2 separate regions of the Homo sapiens genome follow, and region 1 is linked to region 2. A link is a contact called in ENCODE Hi-C or POLR2A ChIA-PET data. All regions are on one chromosome and are shown on one strand. The core of a region is the stretch at or near the end of the contact, and the rest is flanking DNA. Distances in the headings are between cores, read along the strand shown.

The links. Hi-C counts contacts between places; a loop is a spot of excess contacts on that map. ChIA-PET counts read pairs that join two places held with the same protein, here RNA polymerase II (POLR2A). Pooled maps may share reads with other maps.
Region 1: a loop to region 2 is called in a map of colonic mucosa, with 3 times the contacts of the local background. The contact joins two enhancer-like sites. A Hi-C loop is called at or near these places in 2 of 168 maps with a recorded cell type or tissue (colonic mucosa and posterior cingulate gyrus) and 3 of 50 pooled maps. POLR2A ChIA-PET finds 5 or more read pairs at or near these places in 5 of 52 experiments (BJ, Caco-2, HEK293T and 2 more).

The regions. Positions count from the first base shown.
Region 1 is chr16:12,176,596-12,179,850 of GRCh38, forward strand. The region is part of intron 13 of SNX29 (sorting nexin 29); the gene reads left to right. Among named protein-coding and RNA genes, the nearest start is that of SNX29-AS2, 190 kb to the right of the region's middle. Within about 2 kb of position 1,721, at least 3 of the 41 ENCODE cell types and tissues checked have a DNase peak (open chromatin) inside an H3K27ac peak, as active enhancers do.
Region 2 is chr16:12,118,900-12,122,165 of GRCh38, forward strand. The region is part of intron 11 of SNX29 (sorting nexin 29); the gene reads left to right. Among named protein-coding and RNA genes, the nearest start is that of SNX29, 140 kb to the left of the region's middle. RefSeq lists an enhancer at 2,329-2,828. Within about 2 kb of position 1,912, at least 2 of the 41 ENCODE cell types and tissues checked have a DNase peak (open chromatin) inside an H3K27ac peak, as active enhancers do.

The DNA.
Region 1 (3,255 bases), core at 471-2,970, 58 kb after region 2:
AATCTAGAGGTGATTTAAAGTCTACCGGGGGATGTGTTTAGGCTATTTACAAATACTGTGCCATTTCATATAAGGGACTTGAGCACCCTTGGACTGTGGTATGTGAGGTGGGTCCTGGAGCCAATACCCCATGGATACCAAAGGATGTGTCTGTGTGTTGTTTTAGTGTGAATTGTGAAAGAGATTGGCTACATCTGAGTGTTGCTATCAAATGTTGATTCTCATTTGTTCTCAGTGATTTGAATTTGACAACCTGGGGATACACATTTTACTAGGGTTTATGACTGAGGCAGTGTGGTGTGGGGGAAAATTTGCAGGTCCTGGGGTCGGGCTGTTCAGGGTTTTTTTTTGTTTCTGTTTTTTGTTTTCTGTGATGGAGTCTCAATTTGTCATCCAGGCTGGAGTGTAGTGGCTCAATCATAGCTTACTGTAGCTTCCAACTCCTGGGATCAAGCAATCCTCCTACCTCAGCCTCCTGAATAGCAGAGACTAGAGGTACACACCACTACACCCGGCTAATCATTTTACTTTTTGTAGAGACATGGTCTCCTTGTGTTTTCTGGGCTGGTCTTGAACTCCAAGAGATCCTCAAGCGATCCTCCCACCTCAGCCTCCCAAAGTGCTGGGATTATGGGTGTGAGCCACCATGCCTGGCTGAGTTCAGGTTTTTCTCTGTTTTACTTCTGTGTCGGTGTGTCTAGCTGCTTTCCTACTCACAGCCTCAGTTTACTTAGCTGTAAAGTAGTAGGAGGAGAGTGGAATTGGGCTGGATCGTTAGCATTCTTGTATGTGATGCCAGTTATATGATTTTTATGGCTCCATTTTAATTATCGAGATGTGACTAGGTCCTCATGACCCTCCTGTGGTCTTTGTCCCCACGTGTGTGTGTTTATCTGTGTAGGTCTTAATGAAAGTTACACCTATCATCTTCACAAGCAGACTGTCATATTCTCTCACAGCTGCAGTGCTTGTCTCAATGCCTGGTATATAATAGATGCTTAATTATTGTGAATTTTTTAATAGCTGTATTAAGATGGGATTTACATCTCTTACAATTCACCCACCCACCTATGCAATTCAGTGGTTTTTTATATATTAACAGTATACAATTATTTTTTTCCAGTCTTTTAAAATGAGTGAATGAATTCTGTATCTGGTGCTTTGTCTGTAACAGTGTTAACTTCAATCAGTCAATATTTGCCAAATGCCTGCTGTGGGCGGGGTGCTGGTCTCAACACTGGGGAGATAGCAGTCCGACAATCAGATGAAATTCCCCCTGCCCTCACGGAGCTTAGGTTCTTGTTGGGAGAACACTCTGTGCCTAGATATGATAGTTTTTTGGCATCTGTTTTTTGTCTAGCTTTTCTCCAGCTGTTGTGCAGAGATGGTTAGCTGGCTAGTGATAACCCGTAGTCTACTTTGTCTTAGACCTCGTTGTCCTCACTGTTTCAGACATTGCTGGTAAATGCTCTATGTCATCTTAGTTTTCATATGATCAATAGTCACTAGACATGGGGGAGGGAGCCAGGGCAGGAAATGCCAGGCTGGAGGTTACAGATGCTGCAGGCTCAAGGGGACAAGACGCACAGGGACCCTGGCAGGATGAGCATCTCGTGGTTACAGGGACCGGGGCATGGGCTGATGGGTTCCTCTGGGCTCCCTTGCTTATGTTCCTTCCATTTGCTATGATGTGGGGGTGGTGGTTATGTTGGAAGGGCGCCGGTGCTGGGAGAGGCATGTAAACTGTTAGCAGCCAGAAGAGGTGGGAGGTTTAAGTCATGCTCATTGGAGTGTGATGCTGGAGACGTATTGCTTTCTGTTCCATGGAATGCAACCCTCAGTCAGGACGGCACCCAGCTGTCCCCAGATTTCGCAAAACCAGCCTGGCTTTTGTCTTCTGTTGAGTCAGCCCAGGACACAAGGGGCCAGATGTCCTGAATGTTCCGTCATGGTCCTGGAAAAAACATGGAACCCCCAACAGTTGGGAAGCTCGCTTGATAGGCCTTCTGACTTTTTGTATAGGAGATCAGAGATGAGTCAAAACAGGACCTTCCAGGGTATGGCCCGGGCCCTCTCTGTTATCGTGCATACGCAATGCTCTTAGTGGTGGTCGCCTGTCTTCAGCATCCAAAGTATCAGACAGTGTGTGTAGTTTTCCGACTTGAGTAGTATTTTCTTTTCTTTGTACAGTTGTGCATGTGTGACTTGGAAGGAGCATATTTGACTAGATGACACATGGGCTTCTCTGGAGTTCCTGCTCTGATCGTAATAGTGTATTATTTTTCTGAGGCTGTGTCTGTATTGTGCTAGAAAGCAAATGAGTTATTATGGATCATTCCAAGTGTATTATCCCATGTATCCCTGAGATGCTTTGTATGTGAATGCTTTGTATATGGGTTAAATATAAAATAGCATAAATAAATAACCCTGTAATACTGAGTTTGAATGGGAAATTTCAGTGTGAAATGATGAGGTATTTTAAAATTGTGTTTGTGTGTCTGTGTGTGTGTATATATATATTCCTATGTGTAGATATCTATAAGGTTTTAGAATAACACTACTACAACAATATAATTGCCAAGAACATATAAAAATATTGGCTTGTGAGGGCCGGGCACAGTTGCTCACACCTGTACTCTTAGCTTTGGGAGGCTGAGATGGGAGGATCACTTGAGTTCAGGAGTTCGAGATCAGACTGGGCAACGTGGCGAAGCCCCATCTCTATACAAAATAGAAAAAGTTAGCCAGGTGTGGGGGTGCACACCTGTAGGCCTAGCTACTCGGGAGGCCGAGGCAAGAGGATCGCCTGAGCCCAGGAGTTGGAGGCTGAATGAGCCATGATGGCGCCACTGTACTCCAGCTTTGGTGACAGAGTGAGACCCTGTCTCAAAAACAGACAAACTGGCATATGTTTCCCTGTTTTCTTCCATTTTAAGAAAATATTCATTTTAAATCTACTTTACCTGAGCCTATGGCCAGTATATACTTTACTCATTCCTTTTGAATCCTGGTCTCATCTTGAGTTTATGTTTAATGCTTTCCACCAGTTCTCTGTTGGTATGTTGCTAGTCGTTTAGGTTATTGCAAGCTTCATCTGTGACGGATTCTGCAAGGGACTGTTGATGGTTACAGTATTCCCAGAGTTGTTACACGTTGTTACTAGTTTGTGCTCTTTATACTTACAAATCAGTATTGTGGATCCAAAAATTTGTAGGTCACATTTTCTGAGAGTCTTAAATATGTTACTACATTTTC
Region 2 (3,266 bases), core at 662-3,161:
TTCCAACTCTACACTTCTGACATTCACTGATGTGGGTGGAATGCTGCTTTGTAAAAATGGCGGTGCAAATGTGTGCTAATTACCTTGACATTTCCAAGCTGCTTGGTGCTCAGAACTCATACTTTAGGACATGAGGCTCACAATAGTGATCCACAGCTTGATCTCTTGGACCTGTGTGGTAAGAACCTCAGTTTACAGTGTTTAAAAATCAGATCTGTGTAAAAATGTGACTCCTGGCTTCTCTCAACAACTCAGGACTGGTGGCAGCCATGTCCCCGCATAGACAGTGGATTGGAGGCAGGGACTGCTCCTTAGCCGGGGTCCTCTCGTCCCACTGTACCCTGTGAGGACTTTGCTCCCTGGAGGCCCTGTCTGTATCCGCTTTTGGGATGCCTGCCTTAAGGATTCGTAGTACAAATCTTTATAAACGCTCACTGTGTGTGTTTGTGTTTGAGAGTGCGCACATGAACAAGAGAGAGAAAACCAAAAAATTACAAATCTGGAAAAGTTAATAAAGATCTAGAACCTTATCAAGATTTTGCAAGGGGTTTTTCTTCTGTACCTTGTGACTTTCTTCCATTTTCCATCCCATTCCCATGAGTGCCTCACATTTGTGTTTTCTGTTTTGAGATTATAATTATGTAGAAACCATAGTTCTAAAACTGGAAAGGGCCAGAATTTAATCACACTTTTGATTTTCCAAAAGAGGACAGAGAAAGACTGGGAGAACTGCCAGAGGCCACACCCTGGGAACTGGTGTGAGTCCTGAGGCTGTGCGCTGCCTCCCAGGAGCCGGGCTGGGCCTGGCACTGCCCGCTTGGGGGGACAGGCCTTCAAGCAAGCTGGACCAGGTGTGGGTCCTTGCCTGGCCACTTCCTGGCTGTGTGGCCTGAGGCAAGTCACTTCCCTTCTCCTGGTCTCTGTTGCCTCATTCAGACAGCAAGTGTAATCATGCTTGCTTCTCAGAAACCTTGTGAGAATTACATGAGATCGTGTATTTCAGGTGCCTCTCGCATTGCTGGGTGTGTATGAAACAGGCAGTGTGTGGTAACCACTGGCCATCTGAGCCCTGCGAAGGGGTCTTGGGACATTTTTTCCTCCTTTATCTTAACAAATTGAAAAGAATAGAAACTCTGGGTGGGCTAGGGGAGGAGGGTGGCAGGAGAGAGAAACAGAACGAAAAGTTAGAATGGGCCTGAGTAATTTAAAAGTTACATTTTAGAGCTCGATATAGTTTATCCTTTCTTTTGGAGATAAAAGGAAAGGGAGTGGGTAGGCAGACAAAGATATAAAAAGCAGGATGTTAAGTTTGAAAAATGATGATGTAGGTTAAGTCCATCCCTGTAGAGGAACATTCTTTATTTGTGCATGTGCCCTCATGAGCTCTGTCTTTAAAGATAGCTGAGTATGGGCCGCAGGGGAGTGTTTGTAAAGGCTCTTTGAGGTCTTTGGAAAAAGATGCTATATAAAGCCAGGGAGTTATTGCACAGATCTATGTATATATGTGAGAGAGTGTGTGTGCGCACACATGCGTCCACACGTCACCCTGTCTAGTCATCGCAGTCAGCAGTCTCTTCCCTTTTTAATTTTGAAAAGGCAGTTGAAGATCAATGAGTCTCAGGATAATTCCCCCCCTGGGGGCCTTTAGTGGCTGAAGAAGAGACGCCTCTCACCCCTCCCTTGGTGTCACTGTTTCATTGCTTTATATAGCAGCCTCCGAGGCCGTAATCATTTGTGTGAATGGGCCTGTGCGTCATCTGGCTGTGTGTCTGTGTTTATGTTTGGGTCCCTGGGGACTGGAGGCTGGTCCCTGCTCCACTGTTGTTTTTGAAATTGAGCATTCATGTGGTCACTGCCGAGAAAGGAGGGGAACGGTTTTGTAGGCTCGTCCTGTTTGAGGTCATGGTAATGATGTATGGGACCGTGTCCCCTCCTCCCCATGCCTGTCGCATTCCCGAGATGCATAATGGAAAAAGCTCAACGGGAGCCTGAATCTCTGTCACTGGGGCAAGAAATTACAGCTGTGAACCTGCTGGTTAGTGTTCTGTGCCGAGGCCTTGAACTTATGATTAACGTGGTTGACGTTTCTGTCCAGCTCATCCCATGCTCAGTTCCTGGAGCTGAGGGTGGCGTTTTAGCAGTGGGCGACTGTCAGTCATTCATTTGTTTATCAATTCACTTACGCATCTTACCTTTGATCATTCACCAGGTCTCACGTGTGTTCTGTGCTGGGCACTGGGGCCCCGGTACTCAAGTGACCCACAGGCTTGGGGGTGGGGCTTTGGTGGGCAGAGGTGCAGATGGGCACCTCTAGCCCAGGGGACAGTGTGCTTTCGTGGAGGTGCATATGAAGAGCAATGGGAATCACTGAACTCTACTTGGATTGTTTGGCTGTGAGGACACAGAACCCATGCCAATTTAGAACACAAGGGCACAGAACCCCATAGGGGCTCCCCCAGAGCCTGGGAGCCGAGAGTCCTGCAGAAGCCAGCATGGCCATTTGTGCATGACTGCTTTATTCCCTGTGGCCATGCGGTCACTGCAGGTCGGCCCGCACTTCTCCCGCTGGCCCTTGGGTAGCCGCCTTGGCTGTGGTGGTGCAGCAGGAGACGAAGGCAGGAATGAGGAGTTCACTGAGTCACCTTAGGCTACAGGGCTCTGTAGTAGCGCTTGACATTTCCAACACCTGCCGCTTTGCCAGACTCGGCACTTTCTCTGTGGCTGAGTGGGCTTGCCTTGAAGGGCTTTGCTGGCTCCCCTTTTTGGTGGCCCTCTGCCTTGTGGCTGCATCTGCATTTGTCTCTGTCCAGGCCTCTGTACATGGCGACAGAGGAGCCTCCAGCCAGGGGTCCTGGGCCCAGTTTAGGGTTTCATTTAAGGGTGGGTTTGTTTATTTATTCATTTATTGTTTATTTTTTGAGATGGAGTCTCACTCTGTTGCCAGGCTGGAATGCAGTGGCGCGATCTTGGCTCACTGCAACCTCCACCTCCCTGCAACCTCTGCCTCCCGGGTTCAAGTGATTCTCCTGCCTCAACCTCCCGAGTACCCAGGACTACAGGCACGCACCATCACGCCTGGCTAATTTTTGTGTTTTTAGTAGAGACGGGATTTCACCATGTTGGCTGGGATGGTCTTCATCTCCTGACCTGAAGTGATCTGCCTGCCTCAGCCTCCCAAAGTGCTGGCATCACAGGCGTGAGCCACTGTGCCCGGCCAGGATGGGTTTATTAAACTGGTCTTTTGAGCACTTGGCTTTCGGCAAGTC